Linked DNA regions of Homo sapiens: regions 1 and 2 are each linked to region 3. A link is a contact called in ENCODE Hi-C or POLR2A ChIA-PET data. All regions are on one chromosome and are shown on one strand. The core of a region is the stretch at or near the end of the contact, and the rest is flanking DNA. Distances in the headings are between cores, read along the strand shown.

The links. A loop is a pair of places that touch in the nucleus more often than their neighbours do. ChIA-PET counts read pairs that join two places held with the same protein, here RNA polymerase II (POLR2A). Pooled maps may share reads with other maps.
Region 1: a loop to region 3 is called in a map of CD8-positive, alpha-beta T cell, with 8 times the contacts of the local background. The contact joins the enhancer-like site here to the promoter of SLC9A1 in region 3. A Hi-C loop is called at or near these places in 1 of 168 maps with a recorded cell type or tissue (CD8-positive, alpha-beta T cell) and 6 of 50 pooled maps. POLR2A ChIA-PET finds 5 or more read pairs at or near these places in 2 of 52 experiments (Panc1 and WTC11).
Region 2: a loop to region 3 is called in a pooled map, with 2.6 times the contacts of the local background. The contact joins the promoter of THEMIS2 here to the promoter of SLC9A1 in region 3. A Hi-C loop is called at or near these places in 1 of 50 pooled maps. POLR2A ChIA-PET finds 5 or more read pairs at or near these places in 2 of 52 experiments (A673 and B cell).

Annotation. Positions count from the first base shown.
Region 1 is chr1:26,498,785-26,502,413 of GRCh38, reverse strand. No RefSeq gene overlaps it. Among named protein-coding and RNA genes, the nearest start is that of HMGN2, 28 kb to the right of the region's middle. RefSeq lists enhancers at 911-970, 384-1,041, 1,001-1,070 and silencers at 1,251-1,740, 1,951-2,130. Within about 2 kb of position 1,798, at least 38 of the 41 ENCODE cell types and tissues checked have a DNase peak (open chromatin) inside an H3K27ac peak, as active enhancers do; they include CD8-positive, alpha-beta T cell and Panc1, where a contact is called at or near this core.
Region 2 is chr1:27,870,991-27,874,777 of GRCh38, reverse strand. It overlaps THEMIS2 (thymocyte selection associated family member 2), which reads right to left and starts at 2,234. Exons shown (of 6, transcript NM_001105556.3): 1 at 2,113-2,234. The coding sequence starts at 2,206. RefSeq lists a silencer at 2,117-2,386.
Region 3 is chr1:27,153,128-27,156,464 of GRCh38, reverse strand. SLC9A1 (solute carrier family 9 member A1) reads left to right here and starts at 1,340. Exons shown (of 12, transcript NM_003047.5): 1 at 1,340-2,482. The coding sequence starts at 2,131. RefSeq lists an enhancer at 1-445 and a silencer at 1,391-1,620.

The sequences.
Region 1 (3,629 bases), core at 549-3,048, 650 kb after region 3:
GAGTGGCTGCTCACTGCAGCCTCGACCTCCTGGGCTCAAGTGATCCTCCCACCCCAGCCTCCGGAGTAGCTGGGACTACAGGCGGATGACAGCACCTGGCAAATTTTGTTTATATTTTGTAGAGACAGGGTCTCTCAGTGTTGCCCAGACTGGACTCAAACTCCTGGCCTCAAGCAATCCCTCTGCCTCAGGCTCCCAAAATGTTGCTATTGCAGGCATGAGCCACACACAGAGCCCGGCAGAGATGTCCTTTCTTTTTTTTTTTTTTCCTTTTCTGTTTTCTCTGTCGCCCAGGCTGGAGTGCAGTGGCACGATCTTGATCTTGGTGGCTCACTGTAACCTCTGCCTCCCAGGTTCAAGCGAGTCTCCTGCCTCAGCCTCCCCAGCAGTTAGGATTACAGGCGCGCGTTTCCACGCCTGGCTAATTTGTTGTATTTTTGGCAGAGACGGGGTCTTGCTATGTTGCCCAGGCTGGTCTCGAACCCCTGGCCTCAAGCAATCCGCCCACCTCGGCCTCCCAAAGTGCTGGGATTACAGTTGTGCCTGGCCACTTTTACATAAAAAAAACTTTTCTGAGGGAAAAACAGGCAGGAAGAATTTCCAGGTATTTCCAGGCCGAATGGCAAAACAAGATATGACAGAAAAAAAAAGGGCCCCAAGGACTCTGCACCTCGGTCCTATCCCTGTGCAGTTTGAGCTCTTCAGCCCTCAAAGTGCCCTTCTGGCCACCACCTGGTCCTCTTTTGCAAAGACTGCACGAGAAAGGAGCCAGCCGAGGTGCCCTCAGGTCCAAGCCCTTGTGACCTGGAGCTCTTTCTCCATGTGGCTTGAGGTCCCAAGGTTTCCCCAATGCCAAATCCTTTTGAAACTGAATATGAAGGAGGGGCTCTGAGGGACCCCCATCGCTTTGCCAGGTTTTCAGAGCGCGGCCCACCCTGCAGTTGTGGAGAGAGGGAGTCGTCGCGGAGTTCCCAAACCGCTGAAGGGCAGACCTGGACCGTTCCTGGAATGTGGGAAATGAGTGCGACGGCATACTGGGGCTGCATCAGCCCGTCTCTAGAAAAACCATCGCCTCCAGATCTGGCCCCCAGATTGAGTCCCAGGATTTCCGGGCTGGTTCCAAGAACCTGATCCGGAAAATGGGCGCGGTTCCTGTCTCCTCCCCCTTCCCCTCGGGCCGGTTGGGCACAGTACTTAGGACCCAAATCTGGACCTAATGCCAAGGCCGCCCATCCAGCGCCCAGACTCAGCTGGCCTTGCGCTCCCTGAAGCCACTCGCGGGTACTGGGGACGCCCCTCCCCGTCCCGCGGCCCCTACCCCCACTTCCGCGTAGTCCCGGCTCCCGTCACCCCGCGCGCGCCCCGCGGGAACCCGAGCCCGCCGACCCCGCCCTTCCAGGCCCCGCCCCCGGTGACGCCCCGCCCCGGCACGTGCGCGCGCGTGGTCTGCCAGCTTCTCTGGCCCTGCAAGGCGACCCCTAAGCGCAATGTCCGGGACCCGCGGTCAGAGGGCCGGAGTGAGGGTGGCAGCGCTCAGGGAAGGAGGCGGAGGCAGAGGCCTCTTTCTTCCCCCGAGGTGGAGAGGGCCCCGGGTCGGAGGAGCGAGGGCCGCACCGCTGGAGCCCACTCCCGCCTCCTTCCCCACGGGCCGGCGCACTTGGGAGCTGGACAGGACGCTCTTCCTGGGCTCGGAGCAGGCGCGGGCCCGGGTTGAGCCGAGCCTGAGCAGGGGCAGGCTCTAGCTGGCGGCTGGCCAGATGCCCTCCAGGTGCGCAGCGCGTGACCTGCGGCAGGGCGGGGCGGCCCCACGAGAGTTCTTCGAGGGTGGCGGGCGAGTCACGTGAGCAGGGGTTGGGGTCCGCCGGATAATGGGGGATGCGGGAGCCCGCTGGAGGAGTGGAGGGGCGCCTTGGGGAACGGCGGTTAAGCCCCAGCGACGCTCCTGGCCTGGATGTCGGGCCGTATCCTTGTCGAGGCTGGGGAGCTGGGCCGAGGAGCCCCATCCCGCGGGCGCCGCCTCCCAGGTGGGGCGCGGAGCTCGGCTCTGCGCCGCCACCGTGTGGCCGAAGGGGGCAGCGCCTGCTTGGTGCCAGGAGGCTCCTCGGGGCTGACGGCGGGGACTCGCACGAGGCACCGAGGAGCCTCTGGCGATCGGCTTTCGATACCCTGCCCCCTTCCGAGCTAGGGTCCAGGAGTGGGGTTGAGGTTGCCATGGCGACGGGTGCGCGGGCTGGTATCTTCCTCTGGCTGCTGTGGGGCCGGGGCGTGGACACCCAGCATCTGCCCTCACCCTGCTCACTGAATCACCTTGGTGTGGACGAGGATTATCCTTCCCAAAAGCAGCCAGGCCTCCCAACAACCAACCAGCTTTTTTTGTTTTGTTATTTTTTTAAAAAAAAATAGAGATAGGGTCTCGCTCTGTTGGCCAGGCTGTCCTCCCAAAGTGCTGGGGTTACAGGCATAAGCCCCCGCGCGCAGCCCCAGCTTTCTTTTTTTTCTTTTTGCTGGAGTTAAGCAGTATGATCTCGGCTCGCTGCAACTTCCGCCTCCAAGGTTCAAGCCGTTCTCCTGCCTCAGCCTCCCAAGTAGCTGGGACTACAGGCACGAGACACCACGCCTGGCTAATTTTTGTATTTTTAGTAGAGACGGGGTTTTGCCAAGGCGAGGCCAAGGCAGGTGGATCACGAGGTCAGGAGTTCAAGACCAGCCTGGCCAACATGGTGAAACCCCATCTCTACTAAAAATACAACAATTAGCCAGGCGTGGTGGTGCGCACCTGTAGTCTCAGTTACTCGGGAGGCTGAGGCAGGAGAATTGCTTGAATCCGGGAGGCAGAGGTTGCAGTGAGTCCATATCATGCCACTGCACTCCAGTCTGGGCGACAGAGCAAGACTGTCTCAAAAAAAAAAAAAAAAAAATACCTAGGGCCCCCAGCTGTAGTCATGTCCCATTCTGGAAAACACTACCATAGGGAATTACTGGAAGTACCCTGGGGAGGTAGGATGAAGCCACTGTTGGTTGAGCAAGGTTGTCTGTGTATCAAGTAAGGAGGCTTGCTGCTTTTCATAATTCTTTCTGAGCCCCAGATCTATCAGCATATCTGATCTTAACCTTCCCTGCTGGCAACACTTCGGTGACTCCCAGTTCTCTTCCAGACAAAGAGCAAATGTCTTAACATGGCCCGCAAGGCCCTTTGGGATCTTGAGATAGGTCCACCATGGCTCCACTGGGCTGGTGAATGAGGGAATGAGATAGGAGAACCAAGAAACAGGGAGGACTTCCTGGAGGAAGTGACATTTGAGCTGAAATCTCACCAATTTATGTGCGAGAACCAGGTGATGGTGGTGAAGCGCTTTCTAGGGAGAAGGAACAGCGTGTAAACAGTTCCTGAGACAGGAGGAAACCTTGTGCATGTGACCACCTGAAAGAGGCCTGAAGAAGAAACCGGAGGAATCTGCAGAGGCCAGATCCTGAGTGCCTGGCGCATCACAGACTGTGATTTTTTTTTTTTTTTTTTGAGACAGTCTTGCTCTGTCACCCAGGCTGGAGTGCAGTTGTGCCATCCATGGCTTACTGCAGCATCGACCTCCTAGGCTCAAGCAATCCTTCCACCTCAGCCTCCCTAGCAG
Region 2 (3,787 bases), core at 985-3,484, 720 kb before region 3:
GACAGAGTCTCACTGTCGCCCAGACTGGAGTGCAGTGGTGCAATCATAGCTCACTGCAACCTCAACCTCCCAGGCTCAAGCAATCCTCCCACCTCAGCCTCCTGAGTTGCTGAGACTACAGGCATGCACCATCACACCTGACTAATTTTTTTATTTTGTGTAGAGACACGGTCTCAGTATGTTACCCAGGTTGGTCTTGAACCCCTGAGTTCAAGTGATCCTCCTGCCTCAGCCTCCCAAAGTGCTGGGATTACAAGCATGAGCCACCACACCCTGCAATTTTTTATTTTAAAATTTTTTGTAGACATGATGTCTCACCATGTTGCCAGGGCTGATCTCGAACTCCTAGGCTCAAGCAATCTTCCCACCTCAGCCTCCCAAAGTGTTGAGATTATAAGCATGAGCTATCACACACAACCTATGTTCTATTAAACAAAAAACAGGGCCTGGTGTGGTGGCTCATGCCTGTAATCCTAACACTTTGGGAGGCCGAGGCAGGCAGATCACTTGAGTCCAGGGGTTTGAGACCGGCCTGGGCAAAATGACAAAACCCCATCTTTACAAAAAATACAAAAATTAGCTGGACGTTGTCCTGGTGCGTGCCTGTGGTCCCAGCCTCTCAGGAAGCTGAGGTGGGAGGATCACTTGAGCCCAGGAGGTCGAGGCCGCAGTGAGCTGTATCGTGCCACTGCACTCCAGCCTGGGCAACAGAGCCAGACTCTGTCTCAAAAAAAAAAAAAAAAACCTAGGTTGAACCCAGGGTGTTTGCCTCCAGAGCCAGTGCTCCTAACCAACCACGCAGCCAGCCCCTTCTGAGTGCCCTGTAGACGCCTGCCCCTATTGGCATGGCCATCTGTCCTCCGCACTCACCCCATCCGCACACCCACACCCTGTCAGGGCCTTCTCTAGTCACCATCACTCTGACTTCCACCATTTCCACCATCCCGCGTCAGGCAGGATGAGGAAACAGGTGTTGTAACACCAGCAGGCAAAGGGTGCTGGGAGGACGAAGACGCTTGGTCCTGGGCTGGGGGAAGAGCAAACAGATCCCAGGCGCCTTCCTGCAGAAAGCCCCTGGAGGTAGAGTCAGAATTTGAACCCAGATCTGCCAGATTCCCAAGCAGACCTGGAGAGACCCACTGCGAGGTGGTGGCCCCCTGCGGGACCCTTCATGAGGGACCTCCTTGGTCTAGGACCCCACTTGGGACCTCAAACACTCTGCTGGAAGCTGCTGCGACAGAGCGTTTTTCTGCAGCCAGGGAACAGGATGGGGCAGGGCCTTCAAGCCTCAGTTCGCTCTCTAAGGAAGGAACCCGCACCCCCACACAGCATCTCTCTCCTCCACCTCCATCTCCCCTACTCGGTGGCCCACGGGTCCTCCCTGCCCACAGAGCAGCACTGGCCACCCATCCACTGTGCTGTCTTACCCTGCCCTCCACTGTCTGTTATTCCCTCACCGCTTGCTCCTTCAGGCAATGACTAGTGACTGTGCGCCTGCTGTGTGCCCATCCCTGTGAACCAGGCCGCTGCGGGCAGACGGCAGATGTACGGGGGCGTGCAAGGAGCAGAGAGCCAGGAAGGCTTCCGGGAGGAAGCGCCATTTAAGCTGAGAACTGAAGAGCTGATCAAATCAAGTACTGCCCATGGTCAAACAGAAGGCCAAGGTGGACGCAGGGACTGAAGGAAGGCAGTGTAGAGGAGGGCCGGGGGAGGAGTGGGAGGACACAGACGGGAAGACTGACCCTGCACTTCAGAATCAAGACGCAGCCACGACCACCAGCGGCCTAATGCTGCGTCCCGGCGCGGTCGGAGCTCTGTCCCATGCGCACCGCGGGGCCACCTAGGAGTGGCCCGGCTGCATCCACCTCCCGCGCCTCAACCCACTGACTTTTCATCACTACCCTGCGGGGCAGGTCAGCGGTCCCCGTTCCACGAAAGCAAAAGCCGAGGTCCAAAGAGGTTGAGTGCGGCCCCAAATCACACAGCTTGGCCAGTGGCAGTGTCGGGATTTGAACCCAGGGGCAGTTTCCCCGGATTGCTAACGTCTTCTCCGGGTCTCTGCCCCCGCCCCACACCAAGGGAGTGCTCGGAGGGGTTCCAGCCCCCGCTCACCCTCGAAGTAGACCCCCGAGCAGACCCGCAGCACGCGCGGGAGGGAGGCGGGGTCCAAGGCGCGCACGAAGTCCTGCAGCGGCACCGGCTCCATGGTCCCCGCGGCTCTCTGGGCTCAGACTGAGGGGCGGGCGGGCGGTCCCCGGGAGCCCTGCAGCCCCGCCCCGCCGATGCCCCGCCCCGCACGCCGAAGCCGCCCCGCCAGCCCGCGGGAGCCCTGCAGCCCCGCCCCGCCGAAGCCCCGCCCCCCGCCCCCTGCAGTACCCTATGGGGAAGGGGCGATGATGAAGATGAAGAAGTCCCAGACGCCCCCTCAGCAGTGCTCCCAGTTAGAAAAAGGGGACGCGGCCCGACTTGTTCTGCGTCTCATAGGAGGGACATGCCTCTGCCCTTTGGGTTTGAGGAGGGAGATGTAGTGTCAGGGCTCCCGAATGTCCCTCCAGGACACTCCATGGTCCTCTATCGGAAACCTCCTGGTGAAGGGGATCTCATTACCTCTCCAGAACTCCCATACTCTTTCGATAATTATTGTCTACGTTGGCCTCGAACTCCTGGACTCAAGTGATCCTCCCACCTCGGCCTCCCAAAGTGCTGGGATCACAGGTGTGATCCACCTGTGAGCCACCACGCCGGGCCTCACCAATTCTAGTTAAAAATTCTTCCTAAGGCTAAAGAGAAATCTGCTTAGAAGCCGGACCAACCACTTATCCTGACCCCACAGGCTCGGGATAAGCCTTTTCCATTTCCCTGTCCCTCAGGAGTCAGACCAACATAGGTTCAAATCCCAGGTCTCCTCTTGCTCGTTGTATGACGTTAGGCAAATCACTTTGATTGTGTGAACCTCAGTTTCTTACTCTCTAAAACAGGGAGAAGAGGGCCGGGCGCAATGGCTCACGCCTATAATCCCAGCACTTTGGGAGGCCGAGGCGGGTGGATCACCTGAGGTCAGGAGTTTGAGACCAGACTAACATGGTGAAAACCCGTTTCTACTAAAAATACAAAAAAACCTAGCCAGACGTGGTGGCACACACCTCTAATCCCAGCTACTCGGGAGGCTGAGGCAGGAGAATCGCTTGAACCTGGGAGGCAGAGGTTGCAGTGAGCCGAGATTGTACCATTGCACTCCAGCTTGGGCAACAAGAGCAAAACTCCGTCTCAAAAAACAAAAACAAAAACAAAAAAACAGGGAGAAGAGGCTGGGTGTGGCCTGTAATCCCAGCACTTTGGGAGACTGAGGCAGGAGGATCACTTGAGACCAGGAGTCCTAGACCACCCTGGGCAAACTAGCAAGACCCTGTCTCTTAAAAAAAAGAATAAAATAAAATAAGGCCAGGCGCGGTGGCTCACGCCTATAATCCTAGCACTTTGGGAGGGTGAGGCGGGCAGATCTCCTGAAGTCAGGAGTTCAAGACCAGCCTGGCCAATATGGCAAAACCCTGTCTCTACTAAAAATACAAAAAAATTACTGGGCACAATGACTCACGCCTGTAATCCCAGTACTTTGGGAGGCCAAGTTGGACAGATCACCTGAGGTCAGGAGTTCGAGACCAGCCTGACCAACAGGGAGAAACCCCGGCTCTACTAAAAATACAAAAGTAGCTGGGCGTGGTGGCACGTGCCTGTAATCCTATCTACTCAGGAGGCTGAGGCAGGAGAATCGCTTGAACCCGGGATG
Region 3 (3,337 bases), core at 91-2,590:
AGCCATGATCCCTTGAACCTCACCAATTTCAACCAAACTATAGGTTCAAATTTAAGTTCCACTACTTAAAGCATGCCACTGTTGTGGGTTGAATTGTGTCCCGGCAAAAGAAGTTGAAGTCCTAATGCCCAGTGCCTATGAAGATGGACTAATTAGGATGCAGTCTTTGAAGATGTTCAGGTTAAGATGAGGTAATTACGTTGGATTTCTAATCCAATGACTGGTGTCCTTATAAAAAGGGGAAATCTGGCTGGGGGTTGTGGCTTACCCCTGTAATCCCAGCACTTTGGGAGGCCGAGGCGGGTGGATCACCTGAGGTCAGGAGTTCGAGACCAGCCTGACCAACATGGTGAAACCCCATCTCTACTAAAAATACAAAAATTAGCTGGACGTGGTGGTGGGTGCCAGTAATCCCAGCTACTCTGGAGGCTGAGGCAGGAGAATCGCTTGAATCCAGGAGGCAGAGGTTGCATTGAGCTGAGATGGCGCCACCGCACTCCAGCCTGGGCAACAAGAGCCAGACTCTATCTCAAAAAAAATAAAAATAAAAATAAAGTGTGGGCGGGGAATCTGGACGCAGAGACAGAGACACCAGGAGAACTCCATGGAATACCAGATAGTCCTAACAAACCACTGGAAGGTAGGAGAAAGGCATGGGACAGATTCTCCCTCATAGCTCTCAGCTGAAACCAACCCTGCCAACACCTAGATCCGACCTCCAGCCTCCAGAACTGTGAGACAATCAATTTCTGTTGTTGCAGCCACCCAGTTTGGGGTGATACTTTGTTACGGCAGCCCTAGTAAGCAATACAACTACTTGCATAGTAGCCAGGGGACTCTCTTCACCTGTTTCCTCATCTGTAAAAGTGGAATTGTAATAATGTGCCAGGGTGCATTCCAAATAGTTTACACGGATTGTCTCAGTCATTACATCATCCCTCTGACATAGTCACTATTACTGTCTCTACTTAACAGATGAGAAAGTTGTGAAACAGGTTAAGTAACTTGCTCAAGGTCACACGGTAACTAAATACATAAACTAATAATACATTCTTCACAGGATTATTCGAAAGCCCTTATGAGACTGCAGATGTGGACGTGAAATCGTTTTGTAAGTAGTCGGCATTTTACTCGCGTTAGTGAGGTTCTCTGTATATTCAGGACTTTTTTTTTTTTTTTTTTTTGTCATCTCTGACTCTCCTTCCTCTTCCTACGCGATACTTCTTTCCCTCGGCGACAGGGGCCGCTGCGCTGGGCGGGTGCCGACGGTCTCTCTAGCCCGCCGCACCGGCTGCTCGCTGGTGCCTATAAGTGACAGCGCCGGGCTCAGCTAGGCTTCAGTCTGCTGCCGCCGGGGCCGGGGCTAGGGTTAGTTCTGGAGCTGGACCAGGAGGAGCTGCAGCTGGGCCGGGGCGGAGCGCCGCGTCGCGCCAGGGCCGCGAGGAGGGGCGTGTTGCTGCTGGCCCACCGCGAGCCGCCCCCAGCCCGCGCCGAGGCGCCTTCCCGCCAGGCCGCCTGCCTTCCGCCTCTTTCCATTTCCCCGGAATCTCAGCCCGGCGCGCCTGGACCCCTGCCCCTCTCTGGGTGGAGAAGCTCCCGGCCGCTTCCCGGTTTCACTCCTTCTCAGCCTGGGCTCCCAGCCCCCTCTCTCCTTTTCCTGGACTGGCTCTCACCCCCTTCGGTCCCCTTCCTTTAGCTCAGGCTCCCTACCCCTTCCTTTAGCCCACAGCCCAGAGTCCCAGCTCCTCAGTCACTTTCCTCAGCCAAAGGTCCCAGCCTTCCTTCTTCCTTTCCTTTGCACTATCCCTATCCTGCCCCTTCCTCTATCCCTAGGGCTCAGTTTCCCACATCCGTCCTCCCCCTTCCCAGGCCCGGAGTTCCAGACCTTTTGGTCTCCTTTCGTGGTCGTTCCTGGGTCCTTGCCCCCTTTCCCCACTTTGGAGTTCCAGATTGCAAACCCAGCCTCCCTCCACCCCCAGAAAATTGCTTCCATGGAAATGCCTCTCTAAAACATGAACTTTTCCTAGAGACTACGCCAGTCTCTCTTCCCACTTGCTGACCCTTTGCTACCTATGTGCCCGGTTTTACTCTCATTTGGGTAAGGTCGAGGCTGGCTCTGGAAGCAGCACCATGGTTCTGCGGTCTGGCATCTGTGGCCTCTCTCCACATCGGATCTTCCCTTCCTTACTCGTGGTGGTTGCTTTGGTGGGGCTGCTGCCTGTTCTCAGGAGCCATGGCCTCCAGCTCAGCCCAACTGCCAGCACCATTCGAAGCTCAGAGCCACCACGAGAACGCTCGATTGGGGATGTCACCACCGCTCCACCGGAGGTCACCCCAGAGAGCCGCCCTGTTAATCATTCCGTCACTGATCATGGCATGAAGCCGCGCAAGGCCTTTCCAGTCCTGGGCATCGACTACACACACGTGCGCACCCCCTTCGAGATCTCCCTCTGGATCCTTCTGGCCTGCCTCATGAAGATAGGTAAGTCCCGTTTGCTCCGATGCTGCGGCCGCCACCAGACTGGTGAGCTTCTTGCCTCATCTCGCACCATTTGAGGCTGTCCAGGAGTAAGGATCTGAACTACCCCCATAAAGTAGGCAGTCTCCATCCTGCCACCTTGGTCCTTCTCAGGCTCCAGTTCTGTGGCTTCTGATCTGTGATCTGAGGCTTCCCAAGATTGGAGCCAGCACTGTGCACAGAAGAGAGCAGGATTAGAGAATGGGATGCCTCTGATCCTAGGTCCCTTCAGTAAGGCTTCCACGACTGGCAAGTCTCCTCTGGCTGGGCCAGACCCCCAGGGGAGCCAGGCACCCCGCTGTGTGTGAGACAGAAAGGAGTGTCTTCTGGCGAGTGGCACATTCTGCTCTGTCAACAGCAACCAGTGCAATTTATGACAGGCTTCACTGGAGCGTGTTCCAGGATGGAGTATATTTCTACTTGGCCTGCTTGAGGAGTTTAAGCATAGTGGAGACCTGGGCACAGGAAACTTACAAGTGTGGTGGAACACAGGGGATCCCCATATTCCCACCTTTCCTTCATCTCCAGAATGTTATCTGTCAGCTTTGCTTGTCCAGGCTAGTTAGGAGCCCCTGAGTCAATTTCCGGCCCAGGAATGCCATACTTTATAGAATCTGTGGGACAAGGGGCCCTGGAAATTTCTGAAGTCTGTTTTGGAAGTGGAGGGAGAGTAGAGGAGGTTGAGGCTTGGTCTGACCCCAGCTCACCCCCAGGTCGCTGCCTGGCTGTGTCTCAGGGTGCTGTCTGGCCTGCTGCTCAATCAAGTAGATGAGGTAGATGGGGGAGCCTAGGGATGTTCAGGCCTGAAGAGACTTTGAA